2 separate regions of the Homo sapiens genome follow, and region 1 is linked to region 2. A link is a loop called in an ENCODE intact Hi-C map of the cell type or tissue named here. Cell type or tissue: heart left ventricle. All regions are shown on one strand. Each heading gives the region's core, and the rest is flanking DNA. Links, peaks and the distances in the headings are about the cores only. Region 1 overlaps ANKRD33 (ankyrin repeat domain 33). Region 2 holds the start of SMIM41-AS1 (SMIM41 antisense RNA 1).

Region 1 (15,563 bases), core at 629-8,628, 230 kb before region 2:
AATGGCACAGAAGTAGGGGAAGATGGGATAGGACAGGCTGGGAACAGGTAATCAGGCCCCTCCCAGGGCTTCTTTCCCCTCTGGAGTGCCTCCGGCCTCCCCATCCACCTCTGCCTAAGTAAATCTGCTCTCAACCTATATATATACAAGGTCATTCATTCTAGCATTGTTTGCAAGAGTGAAAGAGTGGAAACACCCGAAGTGTCCATCAGTAAGGGACAGGCTAGATTGATTACGGATGTAATTGCTGTCCATCCATACAGAGCATACTCTACAGTGTATTCTAAAATAAGACTAAGGAAGCTGTTTATATTCTGATATGAAACTACCATCAAGATGTATAAAGTAAAAATAACTAAGGAGTGGAACAGTGTATATGGCATATTATTATTTGTCGAAGTAAAATTTTCACGAAGATAAACATGACTAAGACAAATATATAGCGAGTACTAAGATTTATTTAACTACTTAATGAGTGAACCAGCAGGATAGATCAAAAAAAAAAAAAAGAAAAGAAAAGCCATTATTGACAATCAGTGAAAAAATGAATGCTAGAATAAGATTGCAAAGTTAGACACAAAAAAGTTAATTGACACCTGGCAATAAAGCCATAACCATTTTTATTTTTTTCTACTAGACCAAAATAATTTGCCACTTATCAATCTTTAACAGGTTAATCTGTCTTTTTAGAGAGCCTGGGTCCTTATCAATAGTAAATATTAATAGCATGTCAAACAAAGTTAACTTCCCCTAGATGACCCATAGGTGGGGTTATTAGCCAATGATCTAAAATATATTTGAAAGGGCACTAACTTTATTTTTTGGCCTTATTTACAAGTTTTGGATATTTTTCTCAAACTTTTGTTGTGTAAATATATTTGCTTGTATGTTTATAATAATGATAGCAACTACTTAGAAGGTGCTTACTATTTATAGTAACACATTTAACCCTTCCAGTAATCCTGAGGATTTTATCTTTGAGGATATGAGGCACAGAGAAGCTAAGGAATTGCCTAGGTCCCACAGCTAGACACTGGCAGGGCTCAAGATTGAGATCTAGCCATCCAGTGTGGCCTCCAGGCTTTAACGCTAACCCCCAATGCGGTACTGGAGCATCCCTGGGAAGAACACAGTAGTGTTCTCCAGAAAAGGACTGAACAGATTTATTCAGATTTCCTTAATTTTTTTTTCTTTTTCTTTTTCTTTTTTTTTTTTTTTTTTGAGACAGAGTCTCCCTCTGTTGCCCAGGCTGGAGTGCAGTGGTTTGATCTCGGCTCACTGCAACCTCCACCTTCTGGATTCAAGTGATTCTCCTGCCTCAGCCTCCCGTGTAGCTGGGATTACAGGCGTGCGCCACCATGCCCAGCTAATTTGTGTGTTTTCAGTAGAGACAGGGTTTCACTGTGTTGATCAGGCTGGCCTCAAACTCCTGACCTCAAGTGATCTGCCTGCCTTGACCTCCCAAAATGCTAGGATTACAGGGGTGAGCCACTGCACCCAGCCCTAATGTCCCTTTTCTATCCCAGGATTCTATCCAGGATCCCCTGTTACATTTCATCATCACATCCCCCAGAATCCTCTTGACTGTGACAGTTTCTCCGATTTCCCTTGTTCCTCATGATCTTGACAGTTTTGAGTCATATTGGTCATGTATTTTGTGCATGTCTCTCAATTGAGGTTTGTCTGATTTTTTTTGTTGTTGTTGGTGGTGTGTGTGTGTGTATTTTTGATAGAGACGCAGTTTTACCATGTTGCCCAGGCTAGTCTTGATCTCCTGAGCTCAAGTGATCCGCCTGCCTTGGCCTCTCAAAGTGCTGGGATTACAGGTGTGAGCCACCATGCCTGGCCTGTCTGATGTTTTTCTTATAATTAATGTAAGACTGGGTCTTTGGGTTTTCAGAAGGGAAAATTCCACAGAGGTAAAGTTTTTCTCACATCATGTCAAGGGAGGCATATAGTATGAACATGACTTATCACTTGATATAGACCTCAATCACCTGGCTCAGGTAGTTTGTCAGTTTTCTCCACTGTAAAGTTTCTCTTTCTTCCCCCTCTCTGCACTGTCATCTTTGGAAGGAAGTCTTATACAAGGTCCACACTAACAGAGTGGGGAGTTATACACCATCTCCTTGAGGGTAGAGTATCTAGATAAATTATTTGGAATTCCGCACAGGGCGTTTTGACTTTCTAATTATGTCTACCAAATTTTGAAACATTAAAAAATAAATCCACTCTTTGAATAGGGAAAATACACCCCCCCAAACACACACACACACTGAGAAGAAAATGACTAATAGGGTCAGATAATATATGATTTCTCCCAGAAGAGCTCTGAAGGCCACTATGGTGGACTGGAAGGGACTCAAGGGTAACTTGATCCTGAATAAGGCACTTAAATTTCTCTTGCCTCGGCTTTCACATCTGTTAAATGGAGAAAATGGGGGCTATTGGAAGGATCCACTAGCTAGTATGGGTGAAAGAGTTCCATAAACTGTAAAGTACTATCAAGAGGTGACGTATTAAGGAAGAGCCCCGGGGAAGTGAGTTGGATTAAACAGCTTCAGGGCCTCCAGGATGGAGCTAGATTTCTTTCCTCCCCACCCACTGCTGAAATCATGGCATAGGAAGCCAGCCTTGGCATTGGACATCATAGACAGAGAAAGAAGCTACATCGATAGTCGTGGATCAGCATCGTGGCAAAATGCCTCCCTGGGAGTTGGCCTGTGACCTTGGACAAGTTACTTACACTTTCTGAGCCTCACAGGTGTCACTTGCAGAATAGAGGTAAGAGTAACATGTTCACCATAGGGCTGTTATAAGAATTGAATGAGATGACGCAGCACTTGGCATCATACCTGGCTCTATCTATCTGTATCTATATCTATATATTTTGAGATATGGTCTTGTTCTGCTGCTCATGCTGGAGTGCAAGGTTGTGATCATAGCTCACTGCAGGCTTGAACTCCTGAACTCAAAGGATCCTCCCGCCTCAGCCTCCCAAGTAGCTGGGACTATAAGTGTGTGCCACCACACCTGGAAAACTTTTTAATTTTTTTGTGGAGATAAAGTCTCACTATGTTGCCAAGGCTGGTCTCAAACTCCTGGGCTCAAGCGATCCTCCTACCTCAGCCTCCCAAAGTGCTGGGATTATAGTTGTGAGCCACCACGCCTGGCCCATTTTCTTTTCTTTCTTTCTTTCTTTTCTTTTTTTTTTTGAGATGGAGTCTCATCTCTGTCACCCAGGCTAGAGTGCAGTGGCTTGATCTCAGCTCACTGCAACCTCCGCCTCCCAGGTAGCTGGGATTACAGGCATGCGCCATCACACCTGGCTAATTTTTGTATTTGTAGTAGAGATGGGGTTTCACCATGTTGGCCAGGCTGGTCTTGAACTCCTGACCTTAGGTGATCCACCCGCCTCAGCCTCCCAAAGTGCTGGGATTACAGGCATGAGCCACCGTGCCCGGCCTCTGTTTTCTTATTTAATCTGCACAGCCTTCCTATTTTGCAGTTGAGGAAATTGAGGCTATAAAGTTTAGGCAACTTGCCCAATGTCACCAATTGGTAAGTGGCAAAGCAGTGCTTGGAGCTCAAGTCTGTGAGATTCCAAAGCCTGCGCTCATTCCACTGTAGCACATGGCATCTGCTTGCAGCCAGGGAGGATTAAACTTTGAGCCTCTGATTCTTTGAGCCTCTCCCTCCACCTCCAACCTGCTCAGGGACGACTACTGTACCTTCAAGGCCAGGGAACTAGCCCTCTGTGGTTCCCTAGGCCCCTCTGTCCTGGCCGTGGTGGATCTGGTGGAACCCACATTAATGCCTGGGTTCCAGGTTGGAGCATGTTTTCCAGCAGAGGGAGCCTCTCTGCCTTGGAGAAGACCCACCCTTCCAATCCCTGGCCATCTCCAGGACAGCTAGAGTCCCCGGACTTCACTCTAGCAACTCCCCCTCCCATGCCAAGCCATTTCTCTCTAATCCTCTAATAGGTCCTGACAATAGCCTTCCCTCCCCCTCCCAGAACCCTTTCAGGCTGATCAGAGAGAGAGAAGCCTTGAGGCCTGGAGTTGCTGTGGCCTGTGCCTCCCAAAGTCAACCTCTCCTCTAATATCCCTGCCTCCCCCTCCCTCATCACAGCTCCTGAGGCTTCCGAACTCAGTCCCTGTCAGCAGAGGCCAAGAAATCCATAGTGAGGCCCCTGGCTGTGCAGAATGCAGGCACGGCAAAGCCTTTGGAGTCAGACAGACCTGGGTTTCAGTCCTGGCTCTGCCTCTCCCAACCTGAGTCACCTCATGTGTAACATCAAATGATGAGACCACAATTGCTGCCACCCAGGGCTGTCTGTAGCCCAAGCAGTGAGGGGTCTGAGAGGCATTGGGCACCGCCTGGCACATGGTCAGGGCATGGTGGGTCAACAGCAGCCTGGGATTGTACCTGAGCAGCAGTGAGTAAGGGAACAGCCCAGGGTGCAGCTACATGGAGGAGGCTGGCGGATGTGCCCTTGAGGCCCCATGGCCTCCCCTGTGATTCTAGGAAACTATTCTGGTGGCCCAGGAAATGAAAACACACATCTCTGCATCCCCCACCCTAGGCCCACTCCCAGCCCACCTCATCACCACAGTGCTGGCGGCTGGAGGAGCTGCTCCCGGAGTGTACACATGTACACCCTCCACCTGGAAGGCAGAGGGCTCCTATACCTGGGACTGCAGAGTTGGCTGTCCCGACACACACTGGGATGTCAGCCAGGCTTGTGTGGACTCCTGGGGAAGCCTACTCACTCCCGTGTGGGCAGGGACCATGTCTGTGTCCCTAGCCTCTGGCTCAGCATGGAACCCATCCCAGGCTCAAAACATGTGCATAGGGAAGAACCTTGTTCAGGCTCCTCTAAGGTCCTGGATGCTCAGGGGGTCCTTTATCATCTCCCTCCTTCTCTCAGGGGCCGCTCTTATCCATGGACTGGCAGTGGGCATTCCAGGGCATGCCCCAGGAAACCCCTTGCCAGGAAAAGGCAAGGGAGTACATATATGTAGGGAGGACAGAGGACAGATGGGGACTCACTGGTCTGTGTCCTCTTTTCTCCATACTGGGGAACCTGGACAGGATGCCCCCTCTCCAGCAGTCACACTTTCCAAGTGGTTGGGACCACACATGCGTCTTCTACCACATCAACCACCAGGCCAGCCACACCCTTACCCTGGCCCGTCTGGACCTTCCACCTATCAGATCTCAGCTGGTCACACCGAGAGAGACCTAATTGGCCACAGCTCACACAGAAGTTTACATCTGCTCTCCTCTCTCCTTTCCCACAGGGAGACCTTTTCATCCCTAAGGAAAATACCCAGATCTGAAGGAGAGGGCTTGAGGACAAGGTTTAGGCCCTCCTCAACACCCCAGCTCCTGCCAACTTCTACTCCAGATGGTTAGAGAGACACATGCAGACAAGCCATCAGCAACGGGCTTAGAGGCACAGACATCTACACAGGCCCATTGGCCCACAAACACCCAGTTGCACGTAACGAGGCTTCACATGCAGGCACACATATACACACTTGTTCACACAGGTGCACAAACACTCACTGACCAGGAAAAAATAAAAACAGGGCCCCCTTTTCCCTAGATTCCTGACCCATGCCCTGCTCTGCCCCCTCTGCCCCACAACACCGCATCCATTGCCCCAGCCATCCAGCTCCAAAAATTGCCTGTGTGACTGGTTGGAGTTTCATGGTCCATCTATCTGAGCAGGAATTGGGGTGCTAGGGGGGCCCAGGCCCTGCCTTTAAGTCCTCCCTTCAGAGCTTGGTGTCCTCCTTAACTGTGAAAGGCCATGATCCCTCCAAGGGAGAGGAGAGCAGTGAGCAGGTCTAAACCTCACTCCTTATTTGTTCCTGTTTACTCCAGACCCGCCTTGGATACCCCGACCCCTATTTCCTACATCCATGCCAGTGCCCTGCTTTTGGGGGACAAGGGGCAGAAGCCTGTGGATTTGGGGGTCCTGGAAATAAGCATTCACCTGAGGGCCCTCAGTCCCAGGCCTTCTGGTCCTGAGAAGGGCAGAGCCTGGGCACGGATGCTGGAGGGGTGGGAACGGGGCAGAATTTATGGCATTTCCCCTCCAGCTGGAAACAAAGGCAGATTCCTGTGTCCAGCATGAGCAATCCGGTCCCACCCACCAGAGTGGCTGGAGCTGAAGGAAATCCCGCTGGCTCTGACCTCTCCCAGACGTGCAGCCCCACTTCCAAACATTCTCTCTCAGCCGGGGCCATTACCTACTCTCAGATACTGGGGATCTTTTCTGGTCCACACTGGGGATGGTCACCTTAATGCCTCAAACTCTCTCCCCATGCAGTAAGGGTTCTCTCAACACCACCCAAGAGCCTGCCAGGCTCCCACCCCCTTGCCAGTCAACTCTGCCCTTCCTCATCCAAGCAAACTCAGACCTTGCTGTTCATTGGAATGGGGAAGTCTTGATGTCTCCAGGACCTCCTATGCCATCTGGAATGCTCAGCACAGCCGTCAGAGCATCTCCACCTTCAGGAGTTCCAGCTGAACACCCCCCATAACAAGATGGTTCATCTTAGATGATTGACATGTCTTCCCTCATTGCAGCTCAGGGAAGAGCAGGGTGCCGCTATCCTCAATCAGTACAGTCAAGAGATACTTTCTAATACCATAAATAGGAACTAGAGGTTGGGCTATATTACTTAAATTTATACAATAATAATATAATGATCAATAATTAGAGGGAGAGGAGGCCAAGGTGGGAGGATCACTTAAGCCCAGGAGTTCAAGACCAGCTGGGCAACATAGCAAGACCTCATCTCCACAGATAATTAAAAAATTAGCTGGGCATGGTGGTGCATGCCTGTAGTCCCAGCTACTTGGGAGGCTGAGGCGGGAGGATCACTTGAGCCAGGGAGTTTGAGGCTGCAGTGAGCCATGACCTCGCCACTGCACTCCATCCTGGGTGACAGAGTACAGAGTGAGACCCTGTCTCAAAAAAAAAAAAAAAAAATTAGAGAGAGACAACCTAAATGGCCTAAATCCTGAACCTTTTAAATCTAGAGATAGCAGTGTACACATATTACTGAGGGTTTGTTGAAGTAAATGTCAGAAAAACTAGTATTTGGAACTTTGAGACAAGGGTTGGCCCTAGCAATGCGGTCTGGGGATGGGTACGGTTGCTTCTCATTATAAACTCTTCTGCAAAGTTGTATTTATTTTACCCTGAACTTATTTGGGATTCTTTTAATTTTTTTTCAAAACAGCTGCCTCCTCCTTTGCAGCCTCTTCAGGGGCTATATTCATCTGTATCATAACCTCTCATGCAGCCAGTAGTAGAAAAGGCAATATGTATTATTCGTCTTTGAGCAGACAAGGAAATAGAGGCTCCTCCACTGTGTATGGCCAAGCCTCAGGTCTCCTGACTCCTGGTTCAGTGCCCTTCCTCCTATCCCACACCTCTGCCCCTCCTTCCACACAAACCAGTGTCCCTGTGGGTTTTACAGCCGGCTGGTTAAGGGCTTTTGCACATAGTTTGCTTAGTTTGAGAATGTGGTAGAGAAGGAATTATCAACCCTTTCCTACAGGAATGAAAACTGAGGCTCACACACAGGTTTTCCAACTCCAAGTCTGAGCTCTTTCCACTAACTCTCCTCTTCCTCAGTGCTGAGGCCAATTTGGAGGGTGACAGTTACAGCCTATGGGAAGCCTGCAGGGAGGGGCAATGCACAGCTCACTGCACTGCCAGGCAGGCAGCGCTAAAACAGCTTCTCCACAGAGACCAGGCTTCAGGCCCACCCACCTCCATGCCATCATGTGGACACCGTCCAACCTTAAGACTCTGCTGCCCTGACGTGGCATCCCTTCCTCAAGAGGTTCCATCCTGAGAAGAGTCATCCTGAGGGCGGGGGGTGGGCGGGGAGTGGACGAGACCATCTGGAGGAGATCTGGAAGAGCTGGAGAGGAAGAGGAAGATGACTTGGCGGCTCAAAGTCTGGGAATCTACCAGCCTCTTCCTGAGTCTCGGGGCAGAACTCTGGCTACCCCGCATCCTCCCCAAACCTAGGCACCAGCCAAACTGTCTTTTTTACCTGAGTTCTAGTGACCAGTTCTGGGACCGGGTAGTATTCCCGAATCTTAGAGCCAAAAGAGAGCATATAAGGCAGGCAAGGACCTTCAGGATTGTCTGGTCGAAACCTCTCAGTGTACAGAGGAGGAAACTGAGGCCCAGATAAATGATTCGGGCCTGGAACCCAGGCCCCACGTCCCACAGTTTATGCTCTTTCAGGACACCATCATGCTTTCTGCCCTGAGCTAAAGAAGACCTAGAGAAGTCATTTCTTCTCCCTTTTCCTCCAGGCAAAACCCAGACTCCATTTGCCCACAAAACTGGTCACTCTCCTATGTGTTGAAGAGATGGATAAATGGAATTTGCAGACATCTGTCCCACTTCTCCCCTAATGGAGACCCACAGTTCTTCCTCCTTGGGTACCCTGTTCTACTGTTTTCATGTTTCTTGTGTTTAAAAAATCCCTAGGTTGGCTAGGAGCAGTGGCTCACGCCTGTAATCCCAGCACTTTGGGAGGCCGAGGTGGGAGGATCACTTGAGGTCAGGAGTTCGAGACCAACTCCTGACCATGGCCAACATGGTGAAACCCCGTCTCTACTAAAAACACACAAAAAATTAGCCGGGCCGTGGTGGCTCATGCCTGTAATCCCAGCTACTTAGGAGGCTGAGGCAGGAAAATTGCTTGAACTTGGGAGGCGGAGGTTGCATTGAGCTGTGATAGTGCCACTGCACTCCAGCCTCCAGCCTGGGCAACAGAGCAAGACTCTGTCTCAAAAAACAAAAAACAAACAAAACAAACAAAGAAACAAAAAATCCCTAGGTTGTCTCATATAATTCTCCCACCCTGCAATTTCAATGGAGCAAAGCCCATCTCATGCCCTGCTAGTTTTCCTCCCTTGCTGTTTCTCCTTACCCTCCCTGGTGCAGAACCAGCTGTATAATTTGTGAGGCCCATTGCTGAATGAAAATGCTGAGCCCTTTGTTCAAACATCATTAAGAATATTAAGAGGCGGCTCAGCACGCAGGCGCAGGGCCAGGCGCCTCCCGCGGCCAGGGGCGGGCAGCCGCAGAGCAGCACGCTGGGCCTTGGCTCCGGTAGCAGCAAGTTCGAACCCCGCTCCTGCTCCGCTTCGGTTCTCGCTCCTCGGCCCTTGGGCCTCCAAACACCATTTCCTGGCAGTTCGTTGCGCATTGCGCTCTCCCCGCCACCAGGATGCCAGTGACCAAGAAGGATCTGGCGGAGGACGCGCCGTGGAAGAAGATCCAGCAGAAGACGTTCACAAGCTGGTGCCACGAGCACCTCAAGTGCGTGAACAAACGGCATTGGCGCTGACCTGAGCGACGGGCTGCCGCCCATTGCGCTGCTCGAGGTGCTCAGCCAGAAGCACATGTACCTCAAGTACCATCAGCGGCCCACCTTTCGCCAGATGCAGCTCAAGAACGTGTCCGTGGCGCTCGAGTTCCTGGACCGTGACAGCATCAAGCTCGTGTCCATCGATAGCAAAGCCACTGTGGATGGGAACCTGAAGCTCATCTTGGGTCTGGTGTGGACGCTGATCCTCCGCTACTCCATCTCCACGCCCGTGTGTGAGGATGAAGGGGATGATGATGCCAAGAAGCAGATGCGGAAGCAGAGGCTGCTGGGGTGGATTCAGAACAAGGTCCCCTACTTGCCCATCACCAACTTTAGCCAGAACTGGCAAGACAGCAAAGCCCTGAGAGCCCTGGTAGACAGCTGTGCTCCAGGTCTGTGCCCAGACTGGGAATCCTGGCACCCACAGAAACCTGTGGATAACGCAGGAGAAGCCATGCAGCAGGCAGATGATGGCTGGGTGTCCCACAGGTCACCACTCCTGAAGAAACCATTCACCCGGATGTGGACGAACACTCAGTTATGACTTACCTATCCCAGTTCCCCAAAGCCAAGCTCAAGCCAGGGGCGCCTCTCAAACCCAAACTCAACCCGAAGAAAGCCAGGGCCTATGGCAGAGAATTGGAGCCAAAGAAGCCGACGACCTGAAAATGCCAGTGGGCACAAACATAGAAAGTGCCAACAAAAGCTGCCCTGTCCAGCCAGAAGACCAGGAAAGAGCAGCCCAGTGAGGCAGAAAACTTTTAAACAATCACTGCTCTGCTCCAGCTCCACACCACAGAAAAAACTGTGCAGTCCCGCACTTACACCCGCAAAGGTGAAAGGGGAGCCTAGACTTTGACCACAGTCTAGCAATAAGGAAGCCACTCCCCGGGAAGGTGTCAGTAGAGGCCGTGGAGGAGCAGTAATGAGGCACTCCTACTCCCTCCAGCGGAACTCCCACCCCCACATGCCAGTAATGAGCATCAGTGGAGGTTGAATGGAGAACCTAGACTTCCTCCCCCACTGTTAGTAACGAGATGTGTACCCTCTCCTCCCCTGCCAGAATGGTATCATAAAACGCCAGCTACAACAGAACATTTACAGAAGACTCAGAGTTTCATTACATGATACCTCAAATATCCAGTTTCAAAAAAAAAAAAATCACTTGTCATACCAAGAACCAGAAAGATCTCAAACTGAATGAAAAACACAGTTGATGCCAACGCGGAGATGATAGAGATGTTAGAATCGTATGACAAAAATTTTAAAGTGGCCGTTAAAAAAAGGCTTCAGTAGCCGGGCATGGTGGCTCATGCTTGTGATCCCAGCACTTTGGGAGGTTGAGGCGAGTGGATCGCCTGAGGTCAGGAGTTTGAGGCCAGCCTGGCCGACATGATGAAACCCCATCTCTAGTAAAAAATGCAAAAAATTAGCCGGGCGTAGCTGGGTGCCTGTAATCCTGGCTGCTTGGGAGGCTGAGGCAGAAGAATTGCTTGAACCCAGGAGGCGGAGGTTGCAGTGGGCCAAGGTCAGGCCATTGCACTCCAGCCTGGGCAGGAAGAGTGAGACTCCATCTCAAAAAAAAAAAAAAAAAAAAAAAGGCTTCAGTAAGTAATTAAGAACAATCATGAAACAAATGAAAAAAATCAAAAATCTCAACAAAGAAATAGAATGTCCCAGCAAAATAATAATAAAAATTTAGGAGATACAAAGAACCAAATGGACATTTTAGAACTGGAAATTGCAGTAACTGAAATAAAAACTCATTGGATGAGCGCAATAACAGGGTGGAAGGACAGAGAAAATAATCCTTGAACTGGACAAAAACTGGTTGTTTTGTTTTGAGATGCAGTTTTGCTCTTGTCGCCCAGGCTGGAGTGCAATGGCGTGATCTCGGCTCACCGCGGCCTCTGCCTCTTGGATTGGGGTGATTCTCCTGCCTCAGCCTCCCTAGTAGCTGGGCTTGCCGGTGCCCGCCACCACGCCCGGCTATTTTTTGTGTTTTTGGTAGAGATGGGGTTTCACCCTGTTGGCCTGGCTGGTCTCAGGCTCCTGACCTTAGGTGATCTGCCCACCTCAGCCTCCCAAAGTGCTGGGATTACAGGCATGAGCCACCGCGCCCGGCTTCTATAAGTTTTTTTCTATGTTTAAAACTTTTAATTTCATTTTTGTACTTAATTTTTTTTTTTTATTAAACACACACATTAGCCTAGGCTTACACAGGGTCAGGATCATCATTATCACTGTCTTCCACCTCCACATCCTGTCCCACTGGTAGGTCTTCAGGGGCAGTAATGTGTGGAACTGCTGTCTCCTGTAATAACAATGCCTTCTGGAATACTTCCTGAAGGACTTGCTTGAGGCTGCTTTAAAGTTAACTTTTTTAAAAAATAGAAGATGCACACTCTAAAATATAATAATAAAAAGTATAGGATATTAAATACATAAACCAGTAGCATTGTCATTTATCATCAAGTATTGTTTATTGAACATAGCTGTACATGCTGTATACGTTTCTATGGCTAGCAGCGCAGTGGGTTTGTTTATACCAGCATCAGCACAAACACATGAGTAATGCGATGCGTTACTACGACGTCAGTAGGCAACAGGAATTTTTTGGCTCCATTTATAATCTTATGCGACCATCATTGTATGTGTGGAATATTTTTGACTGAAACTTCATTATGCAGCAAATTACTATATTAGCAAATAAAATTGAGCTATATATAATGAAGAAGTACACATTATAACCAAGTGGGTTTATTCCAGGGATGTAAGGCCTGGTTCACTATTAGAAAATCAGTCAACATAGGCTGGGCACGGTGGCTCACGCCTCTAATCCCAGCACTTTGGGAGGCCGAGGCGGGTGGATCACCTGAGGTCGGGAGTTCAAGACCAGACTGACCAACATGGAGAAACCCCTTCTCTACTAAAAATACAAAATTAGCCAGGTGTGGTGACAGGCACCTGTAATCCTAGCTACTAGGGAGGCTGAGGCAGGAGAATCGCTTGAACCCAGGAGGCAGATATTGCAGTGAGCCGAGATCACGCCATTGTACTCCAGCCTGGGCAACAAGAGCAAAACTCTGTTTCAAAAAAAAAAAAAAAGAAAAAGAAAGAAGAGAAAATCAGTCAACATAATCTACCGTATTAACAGACTAACAAAGAGAAATTACACAATTCGTATCAGTGGATGCAGAAAAGGCATTTGACAAAATTCAATAGCCATCCATGATAAGAATACACACACACACACAAAAGAGGAATGGGGGAACTTTCTCAATCTGATATAGAGTGGCTACTACAAGAAACTTACGGCTAACATTATGATTAATAGATTGAGTGTGTTCTCCTAAGAGAAACAAGGCAAGGATGGCTGTTCTGTTTTGACCACTCTTATTCAACATAATGCTAGAAGTTTTAGCTAGTGCAGTCAGGTAAGAAAAGGAAATAAAAGATATGCATATTGGAAGGTAAGAAATAATACTGTCTCTATTTGCAGATGCAGATGACTGTCGATGTAGAAAATCCCAAAGAATCCATGAGGGGTAGAAAACCCAAATACCTCACCCCCTTGAATAAGTGAGTTCAGCAAGGTCACAGTATACAAGATCAATATGTAAAAATCGATTATATTTCTATATAATTTAATGAACAAATGGACACAAAAATTAAAAATAGCATATCCTGTTTATAATTGCTTTTAAAAAGTATAAGTGTAACAAAACACATAAAGGAGTTAAATGCTGAAAACTACAAGAACACTGATAAATAAAAGAGACCTAAATAAATGGAAAAAAAATATATCATTAAGAATTTTAAGATGGCAATGACAGCGCATTAAACCAAGCATGGGGCCCTGTGCATCTGCACAGGTCACACTCCCATGAAGCCAGCCCCGCACTAGTATCAAGAGTGATGTTTGAGTCTGGGTGGGGTGGCTTATGCCTGTAATCTCAGCACTTTGGGAGGCTGAGTGGGTGGATCAGCTGAGGTCAGGAGTTCGAGACCAGCCTGTACAACATGGTGAAACCCCGTCTCTACTAAAAATACAAACATTAGCCAGGCGTGGAGGCACGCATCTGTAATCCCAGCTACTTGGGAGACTGAGACAGGAGAATCACTTGAACCTGGGAGGCAGACCTGAGATCACGCAACTGCACTCCAGCCTGGGCGACACTGTGAGACTCCATCTCAAAAAAAAAAGAATGATGCTTGAACTTAATACTCATAGCTGGTCCTGAAAGGTGAAGGTGTCCATTGCCCTGCCTTCCTGACAGACTCCATGTCACCCACCTTCCACAGATGAGAATCTGCTTGAGGTTTCACCCCACACAGAATCTCCAGGCCTCTGCTTCCTGCAGTGTTGGGAAATCCTTCTGAGTATCTAAATCTAAATCTTTGTCCTTTGGGCCTGTTTCCTCTTGTTCTGTCCTCACTGAATATGGGGAACAGCTGGTCCCTCTGAGTAATTAATTCTTGTAGACTTGGACACAGTCTGTAATTCCTTTTCCCTTTTCTCATTGGGATGACTCTCCAGGGCTTTCTCCAACTCTGGATCTCCAACTCTGACACCTCCCCCAGGTTCTCTGTGTGCTTTGGAAGGCATGGGGTTCACAAGAGCCCCAAAGAGCACCAGTCAGGGGCCAGAGGGCTCAGTGCTCTGGGGAGATGGGGAAGATTCCAGCACTGATGAACAGACTCCAGCCCCCCCTGGGTCCTCTCTTCCAGCTCCCAAAATGTACTCTATTTTTATCTGTTTCACGAACGCTGGTCCAGATAGTCTTCCATCCCCCACTGACTGTTAGAAGTGACTCTCAGCTTTTGTCCATCTCGAAGTTTCTGTGCTCAGTGTGCCTCTCAGACTAAAGGCTTCCTTTGGGAAGCCCCGACTCTCGCTTCTCAGGACAGAGATCCAGGGGTTGGGGGAGGAAAAGGTTGACCAGAAGCCATAGCGGAGCAGGGAGAGAGAGTGTGAAAGACAGACCCGCGGCCAGGCTCCCAGTTCTCCAGCTCGTAGAGGGCCCAAGTGGCCGCTATAATCTGAAAGAGCAGATATCGTAATCCCATAGTACTTCCTATTGGCTGCAGGACACAGTTCTGTCCTGACACTGAAATTTGGGTGTGTCAGGGTTCTGGGAATTCACAACGCTCACAACTTGTGAAGCAGCTGTGGGGTGGGGGATGGGGAGGGTTTCAGCAGAGGAAGTGAGGTCAGTCAATAATTGATGCCTGTCTGAGCTTTTAGCCATTATCTCCCCCAGCCTCTATTCCTGTCAAAAGGTGGGGCGGGGCAGGAGGAGGGGTCCCTGGCTCATCTTGTAGAATCCCCATATTAGAGTAAGACACCTTAGAGGTCTACTCCTGCTTCTAATACCCACGTCTTTCCAAGTGTCTCTGAGGCCACCCCCTCCCCAGCCTTTTCATTTATTCATTTAATTAACGAACGCCTTCATTGAGGGCCTCCTCTGAGTCAGGCTCAGCCAGCCAGCATCTTTGCTATGAGCTGAGATAAGCATCATTTCCGTCTATTCTCACAACCACCCTATGAGGCTGGCACGGTTTACTATGCCTATTTAGCAGATGGGGGACTGAAGCATGGAGAGGTGTCACTAGCCTACGGTAACACAACCAGCCTGCATTCCTAGTAGGTAGTTTGACTTCAGAGTCTCTGTGGATAACCAGGAGGCTAGGACTAAGACCAGAGTCCTGCAGGTACTTAGATGGTTGGAGCAAAGCAGGGCAGTGAGGTCAGTGCTCCCAGCCTGTGCAGGAGCATCAGGAAGAGTCTGTGTCCCCCTCCCCTGCCGGTATGAAGCCATTCTGCTTCCCTCCCCAGCTGCCTTGTGTCAGCAGAGTTCCAGGGAGGCTCCATTCCCCACCTCTATCTAAAGCTCCATTTGCTGGGGTGGGGGCCCTGCCTGGAAGGGGAAGGTCCAAGGCTGCTCCCAGCGTGTCCCTCCATCCTGACTGTCCCTGGCGGGGCGGGGGTGTCTTTGTCACCCAGCTGCACAACGGCCAGGAAGGGCTCAAACCATCCTCAGGGCTAACCCAAGGCCGTCCTCTGGGCCTGTATACCCCTGTGCTGAGTGCGGATCGGGAGAGGCTGCTGAAGACAGGAGGGGACAAATGGGGGACGAAGGGGCC
Region 2 (15,563 bases), core at 3,674-11,673:
CCCAGGATATTACGAATAACATCAGAAGGTGTACACACATGGTGACATTAGTAGTAATATCCCGCTAGTATATTGTGAATAATATCACAGGGTATACACACCTGTGACATTAGGAGTAACATCCCCCTGGAATATTCTGAATAATATCACAGGGCGTACATCTCCTGTGACTTCAGGAGTATCATCCCGCTAAAATATTACGAATAATGTCACAGGGGTTTAGCCTGTGTAATATCACAGGGTGTACACCCCCTGTGACATTAGGAGTAACATCTTTCTAGAACATCATGAGTAAAAGTTATACCTCCCTCATATATTGTGAATAATATCACAGGGTGTACACACATTGTGACTTCAGTGCTAATATCCCTCTCATATACTGTGAGTGTATGAGAGTATTACGAATAATATCACAGGGGGTACACACGCCTTTGGTTTAGGAGTAATATTCCCCTAGGATATTACAAATAATATCGCAGTGTGTACACTCACTGTGATATTAGGAGTCCCATTTTCCTAGGATATTATGAATAATATCACAGGAGGTGTTCACACATAATGTGTACACCATGTGTGTACACCCAATGTGATATTTGAAGTAATATGTCCCTAGGATCTTACGAATAATATCAAAAGGTGTACACCCCATGTGACATTAAAAGTAACATCCCTTTTGGATATTCTGAATGCTATCACAGGGTGTGATATTAGGAGTGTGATATTAGGAGTAACCTCTTCATAGGATAACCCATGTGGTATTAGGAGTAACCTCTTCCTAGGATATTATGAATAACATCACAGGGTGTACACCCCTGTGACTTTAAAAGTAACACCCGCCTAGAATATTACGAATAATATAACAGGGTGTACACCCCTGTGACATTAGGAGTAACATCTCCCTAGGATATTACGAATAATGATGTCACTGGGGGCACACCCTCTGTGATATTAGCAGCAACATCTTTCTAGGATATTACGAATGATATCACAGGGTGTACACTCACTGTGATACTAGAAGGAATATCTCCCTAGGATATAAGCTATCACATCACAGAGTGTACACACATGGTGTACACCCACTGTGTTATTAGAAGCAATATCTCCCTATGATATTATGAAAAATATCACAGGGTGTACCCTCTGTGGGATACTAGAAGTAACGTTTACCAATATCGCAGCAGGTGTACAACCCCCGTGATTTGGTTTTTAACATCCAGGGGGCACAGGATGATATTACTCCCCATGTTGCAGGGAGTGTACACACCCCTGTGAAACTCTTCCTAATATCCAGAGGGCGACAAGATGATATTACTCCCAATATCGCAGGGGGTGCACACATCCTTGTGAAACTCTTCCTAATATCCAGAGGGAGAGAGGATGATACTACTCCCAATATTGCAGGGGGTGTACACAGCCTGTGATACTCTTCCTAATATCCAGAGGGAGAGAGGATGATATTACTCCCAGTATCACAGGGGGTGTACACAACCCTGTGATATTGTTCGTAATATCCAGAGCGAAAGAGGATGATATGACTCTCAATATCGCAGAGGGTGTACACCCCTCCTCTAATATTGTTCTTAATACCCTGGGAGGGAGAGGATAAGATTACATTGAATACCACAGGGAATGTACACCCTCCCCCTCTGATACCCTTCCTAATATCCAGGGGAAGAGAGGATAATTTTACTCCCAATAACGCAGAGGCAGTACACCCCTGCTGTGATATTGTTCCTAATATCCAAGCGGGGAGAGGATGAGACCTCTCCCAATATCGCAGGGGTGTTCACATCCCCGGTTACATTTTTCCTAATATCTAGGGGAGAGACAATTAGATGACAGCAAATGTCGCAGGATCTGTACATCCCTTCCTGATATTGTTCCTAATATCCAGCGGGGAAGAGGATGATATCAAACATCAAAGGGGGTGTATGCCCCCCCTACGATATTGTTCTTAATATTCATGAGGGGAGACGATGATATTACTCCAAATATTGCAGGGGTTGTTCACACCCCCTGTGATATTGTTTCTAATATCCAGGGGGGAGAAAATCATATTACTTCCAGTATTGCTGGTGGTGTATACCCCACCTGAAATATTGCACCGAATATCCAAAGAGGGAGAGGATGGTATTAATACCAATATCGAAGTGTGTGTACACCCCTTGTGATATGGTTTTTAATATCCAGGGGACGGGAGGATGATATTAGTCCCAACATCACAGAGGGTGTACACTACCCCTGTGATATTGTCCCTAACTTCCAGAGGGGAGAGGATGGTATCACTCCCAATATCTCAGAAGTTGTACATCCCCCGTGACATTGTTCGTCATATCCAGGGAGGCACAGGATGACATTCCATTGAATTTTGTGACAGGCGTACACGCACACTGTGATATTGTTCCTAATATCCAAGAAGGGAGAGGATGATACTTCTCCCAATAAAGCAGTGGGTTTACATTACCCCTATGTTATTGTCTCTAATATCCGGGGGCGGGGGGAGGACAGAATAACATTCCCTCAAATTTGGCAGGTGGTTTGATGCCCCTTGTGGTATTGTTTTTAATATCCAGTGGGAAAGATAATAATACTATTTTTGATAGTCCGATTCATCCGCTCCACCTTTCCGGAACTCTGAGGCTGGTACGCGGCATGCCGTTTCCATGTGATGCCCGATACCTTCGCCGTCTTCTGTACCAAGTCAGCCACAAACGCAGGCCCGTTATCTGAGCTGATCCGTAAGGGCAGTCCAAATCTAGGAATCAGATCTCGAAGAAACACACGGGTTACTTCACGAGCTTTCTTAGTTCGTGTTGGATAAGCCTCCACCCACCCAGAGCAGGTACACCCAAGAACTAGTAAATACTTCTGACCTCCACACTTTGGCATCTCTGTGAAGTCTACCTGGAGATCTTCAAAGGGGGCTGCTCCATAAGCTTTTATGCCGGGCGGAACGGCTGGACCTTGCCTCGCATTGTGCTGTCAGCAGGTAACACACCGCTGTGTCACCGTTTTGGCAAGGGCTGACAAATGCGAGATGTAGAAATACCAGCCTAACAACTTTTCCAGTGACTCTGACCTAGATGGGTGGTTTCATGCACAGCCAGTACAACTGCAGCTCCTAGCAGCTGTGGCACAGCTACTCTCCCATCTGGTAACCGAATCCATCCTTCCTCCATCACTTGTCCTTCCCTCTACCTGGAGAAAGTCCTTTTCTTCTTTAGAATAAGTAGGTACAAGATCAGGTGCTTGAGGGAGCAGAGTGGCTGTGACTGATTGCCGGAAGGGGGCAGATGCTGCTTTTCGAGCCTCTGAGTCAGCGCGGGAATTCCCCAAACCCAGCAAGGTGGAAGCTCGCTGATGTCCTCTGCAATGCATACCTGCCACCTTGTGGGGTTTCCATACTGCTTCTAATAATTGCAAGATTTCTTGTTGATATTTTATGTCTTTTCCCCCAGAGTTCCATAGGCCGTTTTCTTTCTATAATGCTCCATGCACTTGAAGGGTTAAAAAGGCATACCGAGAATCAGTGTCAATGTTTACAGTCTTACCTTCATGGAGTTCTAAGGCCCAAATTAAAGCAATGGGTTCAGCTTTCTGGGCTGAAGTGCCCTGGGGCAACGATCTGGCTTCAACAACAGTGTACAGGGTTACCACTGCATACCCTGCACATCTCTCTCCTTGTAGGTTGATGAAGCTGCTCCCGTCCACGTGTAGTTCCCAGTCTACTGATGCCCAAGGCTGGTCCCGGAGGTCAGATCTACTAGAGTCAACTGAGTCAAACACTTCTACACAATCATGCCCGACAGGGCTCTCTGATACTGGGAGCAAGGTGGTGGGGTTTAGGGTGTTCCAAACTTCAATGGTTATACGGAGATTTTCACAGAGCAAACTTTGGTACTTGGTGAGTCTAGCATTCGTTAGCCAATGATGTCCTTTAGTATTCATTAAAGTCAACACAGCATGGGGAGCCTTTATGTTCAGGTTTTGCCCAAGAGTCAGCTTATTTGCTTCTTGTACTAGCAGGGCAGTTGCTGCCAAGGCCCTCAAACACAGGGGCCATCCTTTAGGAACCCCATCTAGTTGTTTAGAGAGGTAGGCCACTGGCCTCGGCCAGGGCCCCACAGTTTGGATGAAAACTCCAACTGCCATCTTTTCTCTCTCTGACACATACAATGTAAAAGGCTTTGTCAGATCGGGTAGCCCCAGGGCTGGGGCTGACATAAGTTTTTTCCTTTAACTCATGAAAGGCTTGCTGTTGTTGAGATCCCCATTCAAAAGGTTCCCGGTCCCCCACTTTGTGACCTCATACAAAGGCTTGGCTAATACTGCAAAGTTTGGGATCCACAGTCTACAAAACCCCACAGCTCCTAAGAATTCTCTCACTTGCCTTCTGCTCTTAGGCTCCAGTAGATTGCAAATGACCTGCTTTCTTTCTGATCCCAGGCTGCATTCCCCGTGTCGGATAGTAAATCCCAAGTAACGTACCTGCTGTCGACAGATCTCAGCTTTTTTCTTGGACACCTTATACCCACAGTCCTCCAGGCGCTGGAGTAGGGCATCCGTTCCCTTGGCGCACCTGACTGCCGTGGGGTGTCTCAGCAAAAGGTCATCAACGTACTGGAGCAACACGCAGCCTAGGTCTCTGGTGGGAAGCTTCTGGAGGTCTGTAGCCAACGCCTCCCTGAAGATGGTGGGGGAGCTCTGGAACCCTTGGGGAAGCCGGGTCCAAGTGTACTGAGTAGTGATACCTGACTCCGGATCTTCCCACTGAAAGGCAAACAGCTTCTGGCTCTCGGGAGCTAATCTGATACGAAAGAAAGCGTCTTTCAGGTCCAAGCAGGTGAACCAGCTGTCCTCAGCTGGCAGCAATCCCAACAACGTGTACGGGTTAGGTACTGTTGGATGTAAAGTCACTGTAGCTTGATTAACCAAGCGCAAATCCTGTACCGGCCTGTAGTCCTTGGTCCCTGGCTTGGGAACAGGCAGGAGGGGAGTGTATACTTGGCATGAAGTACAGCAAATGGAAAAACTTAAATTTTAAAAAAAGAAGAGGTGGGTAGGATGAGGCCAGGCGCAGTGCTTGTAATCCCAGCACTTCGGGAGATCAATGGTGTGAGCCAGTCTAAACCTCCATCTGTGACCTGAAGCTGGCCTATGGGCTGCCGATTTTTGACCTCTGATGACTGACAGGGCTGTCTTCAGTTTCAGTTCCCTCCTGAGCATCAGAGCCATACACAGAACAGCCTACCAGATGCTTTCACTGGGATGTCCTAAGACCTCTCAGTTTCCATGTGTTCAAAACCACACTTGTCATCTCCAAGCTGATTCATCGTGGGTTTCTGTTCCTAGTGATGATACATAAGCACCCCATTGCCCCGGCCAGACCCCCAGGAGACCTCCAAGGCCCTGAGCATTCCTTCCCCTCTTTCAGTGGGTCTCCATGATTTCTTGGCTCTACTCACTTGTGGCATGCCAGGTCTCACGAACGCAGGCCTCCATAACAACTGTTTCAGTACTGGCTGAGTGGTTAAGTTAAATATTAAATAGCCAGTGCCCTGACAATCCTAGAGTCCATGCCCTCCCCATTTCTTTGCCTCCCCATTTCAGGCCCCTACCCTCCCTCACCTGGACCATCTTCACAGCCTCCTAACTGGTGCAGCTATTTACATTTGAATTAATTAAAAGGGGCCAGGCTCAGTGGCTCATGCCTGTAATCCCAGCACTTTGGGAGGCTGAGGTGGTGGATCACCTGAGGTCAGGAGTTCGAAACTAGCCTGGCCAACAAAGTGAAACCCCCGTCTCTACTAAAGATACACAATTTAGCCGGGAGTGGTGTCGCGTGCCTGTAGTCCCAGCTACTTGGGAGGCTGAGGCAGGAGAACTGCTTGAACCCGGGAGGTGGAGGTTGCGGTGAGCCAAGATTGCACCACTGCACTCTAGCCTGGGTGACAAAGCAAGACTCCGTCTCAAAAAAAAAAAAAATTAATTGAAAGGAAATAATGTTTAAAAATTAGTTCCTGCGTCTTACTAGCCTCATTATTTCAAGGGCTCAATAGCCACACTTCCTTACTGCAGAAAGTCCTGTGGGAGCATGTTGCCCTGTGATCATGTTTACTTTGCCTAAGCCCGCCCTGGGGGTCATTTCCCTCCTGCTAGAGTCCAGTCTCCTTGGTCCAGGTTACCTCCCCGCCCTTGTCACCACCTCACCCTCCTGCTGCCCCTCCTCCTGTTTGTCCTCATGTGCACCCTCTCCAGCCACTTCCACCTGGCTGTCTCTACCTTCATGCTCTGGGGCCCTTGGCCCTGAAGCTTGAAGCGCCTCCCGACACTTTGTTTACCGGCTCACCCCAGGCTCAGTTCCAACAGGGCTCACTTGGGGTTTGGTAGCACCCCACCCTCCCCCATGCACCTGCCTGCATCACCCGCACACGCGGGATGCCCTTGAGGGCTCCCTGTAGCACTTCCCACCCTGCTGATAATCTGTCCCCCTCTCTGGGTGAGGTCCAGCTGCGCTTCCTTCCTGTCTGCACTCTCCAGGCCTAGCTCGGGAGGCGGCACTCAGGGGTGGGGCTGGGGTTGGGGAGCTGATGGGAGCCCGCATCTTAAGAAGTGACTCAGGGTTGGCCGCAGATTTTCATTTGCGAGGAAGCACCTCACTCACTTGGGGCTAAGGAGTGAAGGGGGCTTATCAGCCAGAGTAACTGGCCAGTGCAGGGCGGTTTGACTGCGCTCTGGGGTGTTGGGGTCTCCTGTTCCAGGCGGGCGTGGTGCAGCCGCCTGAGGCTGGCGCCCCCGTGTGGCCCTAAGAGTATAGCCGCTCCCAGGGCCTGGGCTACCTGGTGCAGGTCCCTGGCGGGAGGGAGAGACTTTGGGAAGCTCTCCCAGGAGGGCGAGGAAGCAACTAAGAAGCCTACATCAGGCCGGGCGCAGAGGCTCACGCCTGTAATCCCAGCACTTTGGAAGGCCGAGGAGGGCGGATCACGAGGTCAGGAGATCAAGACCACGGTGAAACCCCGTCTCTACTAAAAATACAAAAAAAAAAAAAAAAAAAAAAAAAAAAAAAAAAAAAAAAAAATTAGCCGGGTGCGGCGGCGGGCGCCTGTAGTCCCAGCTACTCGGGAGGCTGAGGCGGAAGAATGGCGTGAACCCGGGAGGCGGAGCTTGCAGTAGGCCGAGATGGCGCCACTGCACTCCAGCCTGGGCGACAGAGCGAGAACCTTGTATGCGCAACCTAGAGCCCATGGAGGAGTCAGTTCCCAACAAAGACGTGGATCGCTTGGGGAGGTGTGTACACCAGAAGTAAAATTAGGGATGTTACCAAGGAAAGGAGGAGTGGTTGTGTTACCAGAAAGGGGTCCCAATCCAGAACCCAAGAGAGGGTTCCTGGATCTTGCACAAAAAAGAATTCAAGGCGAATCCGTACAGTAAAGTGAGAGCAAGTTTATTGGGAAAGTAAAAAAATAAAAGAATGGCTATTCCATAGGCAGAGCAGCCCTGGGGGCTGCTGGTTGCCCATTTTTATGGTTATTTCTTGATTATGTGCCAAACAAAGGGTGGATTATTCATGCCTCCCCTTTTTAGACCATACAGAGTAACTTCCTGTCATTGCCATGGCATTTGTAAACTGTCATGGCGCTCGTGGGTGTACAGCAGTGAGGACAACCAGAGGTCACTCTTGTCACCATCTTGGTTTTGTGGGTTTTGGCTGGTTCCTTTACTGCAACCTGTTTTATAATCAAGGTCTTGAACAACTTGTATCTTGTGCTGATCTCCTATCTCATCCCGTGACTCAGAATGCCTTAACCATCTGGGAATGCAGCCCAGTTAGGTCTCAGCCTCATTTTACCCAGCCCCTATTCAAGATGGAGTTGCTGCGGTTCACACACCTGTGACAGTTGGCTAGGAGGAAAAGGAGGAGTGGCTGGTTGCTGGGGAGGATCTGTCTACTTTCCCACAGGTGGTTAGCCGGGAGGCAGCAGCAACCCTGCCCCCAGGTAGGAGTGGGTAAAAATCCGAGAGGCACCCCCATTCTTTCCCTCCTCCAGCCTCGGGGAGGAACAGTCTCTGCCCACAGCTACTTAATGGAGAAGTTTGGGGAGGTGGTGGCCCCCACTCGCCGTCCCCCCAGCTCCAGCCGCACTGGCCTCCATCTCCTCTGAGCACGCTGCCCTCGCCAGCCTCAGGGCCCTCTGAGGCTGGGCATGGCCTGGAACACTTGCCCCGAGGGTCCCCTGCCCATGCTCCCTTACCCGTGCTGTGGGTGGCTGGGGACCTGTCTCAGCTTAAACATATCCCATATAAGCTCTCAAACACTCTGAAAGGGTGACCAGGGCGTTGCAGAGCCCGCTAGGTTCTTCACAGGGAAGCTGTGAGTCCAGGAAGGCCAACCGCGCAGAGCCCTTCTCGCATTCTGGTTCCAGCAGGCCCTCGGGGACCAGGAAGCAATAAAGGATTCTGGACAGAGTAATGGGGACCTCCGGAGCAGCACAGGCGCCTTGCAAATGTGGAAATGCTCTTTTCTCAATCTCATTAGTCTGAACTTCTAGTCCCTGGGAGATGCTCTGATGTCCGCCGCAGCTGGAGCCACCTGGCAAGGAACCGGCGGGACCGTCGCGCCCTCTAGTGGGAGGTCCTGAGAAGGAACCAAATGCCAGAATTCGGTTCATTGTGGCCCCAGGACCCCCCACCCCTCTCTCCCTCCAAGACCCCACCCCTCTCTCCCTCCAAGCCCCCTCCCACGGTGCTGCTGAGGACCGGCAACAAGGAGTTGCCTCTTCTTCCCCTACCCTCCACTTGCTGAGGCCTGGGGTGCTATTTAGAACCGCAGGACTCAGATCTGACGCTGATGATGAAGGAAGGTGAAGGTGAAGGAGGCTGGGAGCAGGGTGGTTTCCTGACGGGCAGGGAGAGAAGGAGGGAGTTGCTGGGGGGTGGGGAGACCCCGAGAGCAGCTGGAGTGGGGATACTGTGGGTAGGGAGTCACTTCCTTGGGAAGGCCCGGGATCTTTAGGTACATTTTTGCTTGAAACTCAAGGGAAATTCCAAGTCAGTTGGGACTTTAACAGTTTTTTCTCAGAAGAGGAATAATTCCCTCTTGAAATTGCTCAAACATGTCAGTAAAGAAATGTGCATGCCTGGTAAGTGTGTCCTCGGGAGATTTAATGGATGCAGTGGCAAAGGGAGCCCGTGGCACTCATCTTCTTCCACTTTCCAGCAGAGAAGGTGTCAGCCTGCTGAGTAGCCAGGAGGTTTATGGGGCAATCTACGGCTCTAGAGGTGGCAAAACAGCAGTGGGAGAAATAAACCAGAGGACATATACAGTGGTGACAGAGACCAGGTCTTCTGATGGTGCCCAGAGAACAGAGAATTCTGCCAACCCCCCCCTGGGAAGAAAAGGAAGGTTCCAGCTTCCCAGGAGCTCCAGGAGCACAGATGACGGTTCCTTCATGTGTGCTGGGCACAGTGTCCCAGCCCTCAGTACCCATCCTTCCTCCTTCTACATGTCTTTATGGACTGCTGAGATGAGAAAGCCAAATGCACTTCCCAAACTCCCTGCAGCTAGAGCACACTGGGCGCCTCTAATAGACAGTGCTCGGCTGGATTTGGTGTGGTGAAGGCCATCTTCCTGCCGCTGCTTCTGCTGACCAGCAGGGTTGTAGAAAGTGGTTGTGGCCTTTGAACTCTGTGTTCTAGTGTCTGGTCACGAGTGTCCTGGGTGTTCTGGCAGTTATGGTGGCGGCAAAGGCAGTGCAGTGATTATTGATCCGCAGATGGCAGCATGGTGGTGGGTGGGTGTGTCCTCGAGCTCAACAGTCCCACTGGAAGCCTCCTGCCTATCCAGCTGCCACCCACCACCCACTCCTGTGATTTTACAAGCACCTGATTTCCTGTGCCCCACTCGCTCCCACTTTTTTTTTTTTTTTTTTTTTTTTTTACCTAGAATGGTTTGTTTCTGCACTGCTGAGGCAGTAGGTACACAGCAAAAGCTGGCTTGGATGGATAAAACAGGATGTTGAATCTACTTCTAAATAGATCTTTGGGACCATTGGCCGTAAAAGGGAGGGCCACAGTGGACTGGCGGTAGGAAGTAGGAGGAACCCCAGAGGTGCAGGGCTGGATGGAGTCCTGTGTGATAGAAGCCAGTGTGAGGCAGGAGGGGAAAGTGTAGTTGGGGCATAAAGCAGAAGCTCCTGGGAGGAGCAGCCTCTGGCTAAATGGTGACATTGGCTGAGTTGACCTTCAGGACCTTAGACTCTCCTTCTCTCCTCACTCTTCCCAGGATCCTGTCAGGATGGACTTTTGGTAAACACACAATGGCCCAGGTGTTCCATCCTCCCTCAGCCAAAGCTGCTCCTTGCAGAGGCCTGGCGAGCCCACTGACATGGAGGCAGAAGGGGCGTCAGGGCCCAGTGCCGACTCAAGGGTGGTGGTGGGAGAGGGGCTGGGAGGAGCTGCTTTAGAATAAAAGTCCCCTCCAGATCAAAGCCTTTGATCTCTTGCTGGGAATTCCAAGCATCAGCTGTGGGAAGGGGAGTTATTTTTTGATGTTAGGACACGCTGAAATCATAGACCTGAGCTGGCTAAGGAGAGACCTCAAGAGGGAGTCGCTTATGGTGTTATGGAGCATGGAAGTTTAAAACAAGCTCCCGCATTCTTTGACACTCCTCCCACGGAAGTGGGGTCTATGTCCCCACCCCTTGAAACTGGGCAGGCTTGTGACTGCTGCCACCAATAGAGCACAGGGGATGCAAGGCCAAGAGACTTCTTCCGTTTTTTTTTTTTTTTTTTTGAGACAGAGTCTTGCTCTGTCGCCCAGGCTGGAGTGCAGTGGTGCGATCTCGGCTCACTGCAAGCTCTACCTCCTGGGTTCACGCCATCCTCCTGCCTCAGCCTCCTGAGTAGCTGGGACTACAGGTGCCCGCCGCCATGCCTGGCTAATTTTTTGTATTTTTAGTAGAAACGGGGTTCTATCGTGTTAGCCAGGATGGTCTGGATCTCCTGACATTGTGATCTGCCTGCCTCGGCCTCCCAAAGTGTTGGGATTACAGGCATGAGCTACCGTGCTCGGCCCTTTCTTCCATTTTTTTGAGACAGAGTCTCACTCTGTCACCCAGGCTGGCATGCAGTGGCGCGATCTCGGTTCAGTGCAACCTCTGCCTCCCAGGTTCAAGCGATTCTCCTGCCTCAGCCACCCAAGTAGCTGGGGCTGCAGGCGCCTGCCACCACACCTGGCTAATTTTTGTATTTTTAGTAGAGATGGGGTTTTGCCATGTTGGCCAGGCTGGTCTTGAACTCCTGGCTTCAAGTGGTCTGCCTACCTCAGACTCCCAAAGTGCTTGGATTACAGGCATGAGCCACAGCGCCCAAAGGCCACATGACTTCTAAGTGCAGGTCGTTAAAGGCCAGGCAGCTTTGGCCTGGGTCTCTCGAAATGCTGTTCTTCAGGTGTCCCTCTCTGACACTCCCTCTGAGAACCTCACTGCCAAGCTATGAGAAGCCATGGGGAGGCTCCCTGGAGGTGCTTCAGTTGACAGTCCTAGCTGAGCCGTGGTCCCGTCCAGATATGGGAGTGAAGAAGCTGGAGCAGTGAGTCCAACCCAGCCGTCCCAGTCACCCCCAGTCATTCCAGTGCTCCCAGCTGAGGCTCCAGGCTTCACCCCGTCACACCCTACACCCAATTCCAAACCCCTGACCTCCCCAGACTCTGCAACATAATACAGTGATGGCTGTTGTAGTCCATGATGTTGGAGGTGGTTCAGAACACAGCAGCACCTCAGTGCAATGTGGGGTCACTGTCCCTGCAAGAGCCCTGCTGTGGGCTGGTTGCTGACTCCAACATCAGTGGGTTGTGGTGGGGCCCGGCCCCTGTTAGAGTCACATTCCCAGATGCACCTTCTGAGATCTGCCGAATGTGTGGCTCACTTCCCCTCCACTGTATGTGCCACCTTCACGTGGCAGCCGGGTCACAAGTGGACCCCATCACAAGGCTAAGTGTCTTCACCCGGCTCTGCAGAAATCCCACGACTGCAGTGTTTTGTGATGTTTAGGAAGACCTCACTGAGAGGTGCGGAAGGCAGCCTCCCGCCATTGTTCTCACCGGTCTTCCCTTCCCCCCTTCCCCCTCCTTTCCAGCCCCCAACACCCCGTCCCCACTGTTTCTCCCTTTATAATGCAAAGGAGCTTCCCTCTGATTCCTGGTCACAGCCTGCCCTGCAGACCTTAGGTGCTGGCCTGGCCTCCAGACAGGCTTATCCAGGCATTTCCCCACAAATAGGGCCTCCACCGCTAACTGCGCAGGCAGTCTCTGCTTGGCTGAGCAGGTGAACAACAGGAGCCAGCTCTCCCAGGGGAGCAAACACCATGCAGCTGGCAGGCCTGGATTTGGGACTGGCTCCACCAGCCATTGCTATTGAGCCCTCAGGCAGATTTGGCCATTCCTCCGAGCTTCAGTTTCCCTATCTGTAAAACAGGGATGGTGTTAAGTCCCTTGTGGGGGGCTGTTCTCCCTCTGGGAGTGTTGGTAGTGGAGACTGTGCCAGGAAGACATGCAGGTGGACACAGTGCTCAGGTGCCAGCCAGGTGGCCCTGGGGGAAGGCAGTGGCATTTCATTGGTAGCTCCTGGGACATGAGCTCATCTATAGACTTGTCTGTTGCATTAGAGGCTCAAAACAACAGTGGTTTAAACAACATGGAAGCTTGGACTTCTCTCACATAATAGTCTTGGCAGGAGGCTTTCAGGGCTGGAACAGCAGCTGCACAGGGCCAGTGCCTCAGGCTCTTTCCGTCTGGTTGCTCTGAAGGCTGATGGACAAGTTTGATCTGAGATGGCCAGCCACCACCTCCTCTGTGTTCTAGCCAGAGAGAGGGGACGAGGCAGGGAGAGGGTGTCCCCAGCTTATCACTTCTACTCCCCTCTTGTTGCTCAGGACTCAGCTGTGTGACTCTCCCAGTCTCCAGGGGTGCCAGGAAGCACCACAGGCAGCCATGTGCCCAACTACAATTAGGGCTCCATGACTTCTACAGAAGCTAGGGGACAAAAGAAGTGTCTGCCACTTCTTTTGATTGAGGGACCTGCCTGGATCATCCACCCACCCACCCTTTCCAGTCACCTCAGCTGTTGAGGGTGGGGCAGGGGCTGAATTACAGAGATAGAAAGATTGTGTCCCTGTTCTCAAGGGACAACCAGTTCCTGGACTCAAGGGACAACCAGTCTCTGGACTTAAGGGACAGCCAGTTCCTCGGCAAACAAAAGTGGGTGGAGGGTGTTCGGAGCAGGGCTTTGAAGGGCTGAACTGTCCAGCCAGCTGCCGGGTACTCCGAGTTCTGGCCCTGACCAGACCCTCTGCCCTGGGAGAGTGTGTCCTTGGACCACGCTGGCCTCTCTTCTGGAGGACTCTGCATCCCTGAGGTTGTTGGCGTGGTGTCCTCTGTGTTGGTCAACAGTCACATGAAGTATGCTTTCCTTTTGCTGCGAAAGTGATTTTTCAGGCCATAACCAATCCATCGCATCCCTCAGCGTTCCTTACAGGAAGGCCCAAGTGAGCCAATTTTATGAGAATGTATTGTAAGGGGAAAACTTTGTCCCTGCAGAGCAAACAGTCTGCTTCCTGCAGATAGTAATGGATCAGATTTCTTCTTCCCCTTGGCTGCCTCGAGACGTAATCATGGCATCTGTTGCCGCTCGGGTCTGCCTTTTACAGTCTCTGTTTTCTGTGGCCTAGCATTTTACATCTTTGAAGGATGTTGCCTCCTACATTCTCAGTCTATCATTACGGATAAAACAGAAAATGAGGGAAGAAGCAGACCTGGTGGCCACGAGGGGTGGTACCATTGCTGTGCATGAGTATCGGCATTGTCTGTAGTCTCCCAGCAGCCGGGGCAGAAAGGGAGGGTTCACAAGACTTTCTCCGCAAGAAGGAAGCAGAGCAATGTTGTGAGGGAAGCGAGGCAGCAAGCCCTGAGCTTGTGGTAGAGGCCCCTGCAGCAGTTTCGGGTGCAGAGAGACCAGGAATCTGGGCACTGATTGCAGTGCCACCAATCAGAAGCTGTGTGACCCTGGGGGAGTCACTTAACCTCTCTGTGCATCAGCATAGTAATAGTAACTGCTATATGGGTGTTGGAAGAGTTGGATGTTTAAATTAATGCACGCAAAGGGTGAGAATAGAGGTTGGCACTTAGTAAGTGCTCAATAATTGTGAGCTTGCATTATGCTTGTTATGGATGGAGGAAGGATTGGGGGAGGGGTGAGTATTATGGAGACTTCTAGCTCCATAAGTGTTGATACAGTGTTGATAAGGATTTGGGAACCCAACAAAACCTAGAAGGCAGAGCGTGGGGGTAATAAGCTGTGTTTTGTCTCACTGAAGGTGGAGATTGGGATTCACGGGAATGGAGGAATTCAGGGTGGGGGCTCAGCTGCTTGGCACGGGCATGTCTAAGGTCTTCCTCACTGTGAGCAGAGGGGCATCCCTGGGGACCTTCTCGATCCCTTTTGAGGCAGGTCTGAATTGAGTATATGCTGACTCTTTGGTTTTGAGAGCCTGGGGCAACCTTGATTGAGGGTGGGCCCAGGCCCATAAGAAAGTAGCCTGGCCCTTCCACATGAGGACACACTGGCAACGGGACAGTTTCTTCAGAAATGGTCCCAGAGGATTTTAGGGAGGGCCTGGCAAAGGCCAGATCTCCTCTTAACCACCTGTGACTGTTGGACTATTATTATTTGGATGTGAGATGCAAGCAGGAGCTCTAAAGATCAGAGACGCTGGGACCTCTGAGATCACGGGGGAAGGTGGGAGAGAGAGAGTGGGGAGATGATCAAGAGAAGCTGAGAGGAAGGAACACCAGGAAACATCTGAAGTGATGAATGTTTATTTTGATTGTGGTGACGGTATCACAGTGTATGCATATGTCCAAACTCGTCAAATTGCAGACGTTAAACATGTGCAGGTTTTTTTTTTTTGTGTATCAATTATTTCTCAACAAAGCTATAAAAATGAACTGTTATACATCAGTAAGACAAAGATGGACAGCCCACTAGGAAAGTCTGAGAGATTTGAACAGGCACATTACAAAGGATAATACCCAAATAACCAATAAGGATGAGAAGTTGTTCACCCTCACCAGTTACCAACAAAATACAAAATAAAATCACAATGAGGCCGGGTGTGGTGGCTCATGCCTGTAATCCCAGCACTTTGGGAGGCTGAGGTGGGTGAATCACTTGAGGGCAGGGTTGGCCAACATGGTGAGACCCAGTATCTACTACAAATACAAAAATTAGCCAGGGGTGGTAGTGGGCGCCTGTAATCCCAGCTACTCAGGAGGCTGAGGCAGGAGAATCACTTGAACCTGGGAGGCAGAGGTTGCAGTGAGCTGAGATTGCGCCACTGCATTCCAGCTTGGGTGACAGAGCGACACTCTGTCTCAAAACAAAAACAAAAACAACAAACAAACAAACAAACAAACAAACCTCCCACAATGAGATAGCTAGCTCTACATTTCCATCAGCATGGCTAAAACAAAAAAGACTGAATTGATAAGGATTTGGAGAAACAGAATT

The links. Peaks named below come from ENCODE experiments on the same cell type or tissue, not always from the same donor. Only the 100,000 strongest peaks of a DNase experiment are listed, where the experiment ranks them.
Region 1: it touches region 2 in a loop (2.8-fold over the local background); 2 of 110 quality-filtered maps call a loop at or near these places.

Annotation. Positions count from the first base shown.
Region 1 is chr12:51,891,290-51,906,852 of GRCh38, forward strand. It overlaps ANKRD33 (ankyrin repeat domain 33), which reads left to right. Exons shown (of 5, transcript NM_182608.4): 5 at 1-438. The coding sequence ends at 16. It also overlaps the pseudogene LOC102724178. Among named protein-coding and RNA genes, the nearest start is that of ACVRL1, 8.4 kb to the right of the region's middle. In heart left ventricle, for the core only: CTCF peaks have their summits at 750 and 3,835 (motif pointing right); DNase peaks (open chromatin) are centred at 3,852, 4,272 and 6,132; H3K27ac peaks cover 1,710 bases.
Region 2 is chr12:52,113,405-52,128,967 of GRCh38, forward strand. SMIM41-AS1 (SMIM41 antisense RNA 1) reads right to left here and starts at 4,814. Exons shown (of 4, transcript XR_007063312.1): 1 at 4,489-4,814. RefSeq lists enhancers at 3,303-3,512, 4,876-5,115, 5,436-5,575, 5,586-5,645, 5,676-5,725. In heart left ventricle, for the core only: CTCF peaks have their summits at 6,804 (motif pointing left), 8,612 (motif pointing left) and 8,817; DNase peaks (open chromatin) are centred at 6,809 and 8,597; H3K27me3 peaks cover 1,681 bases.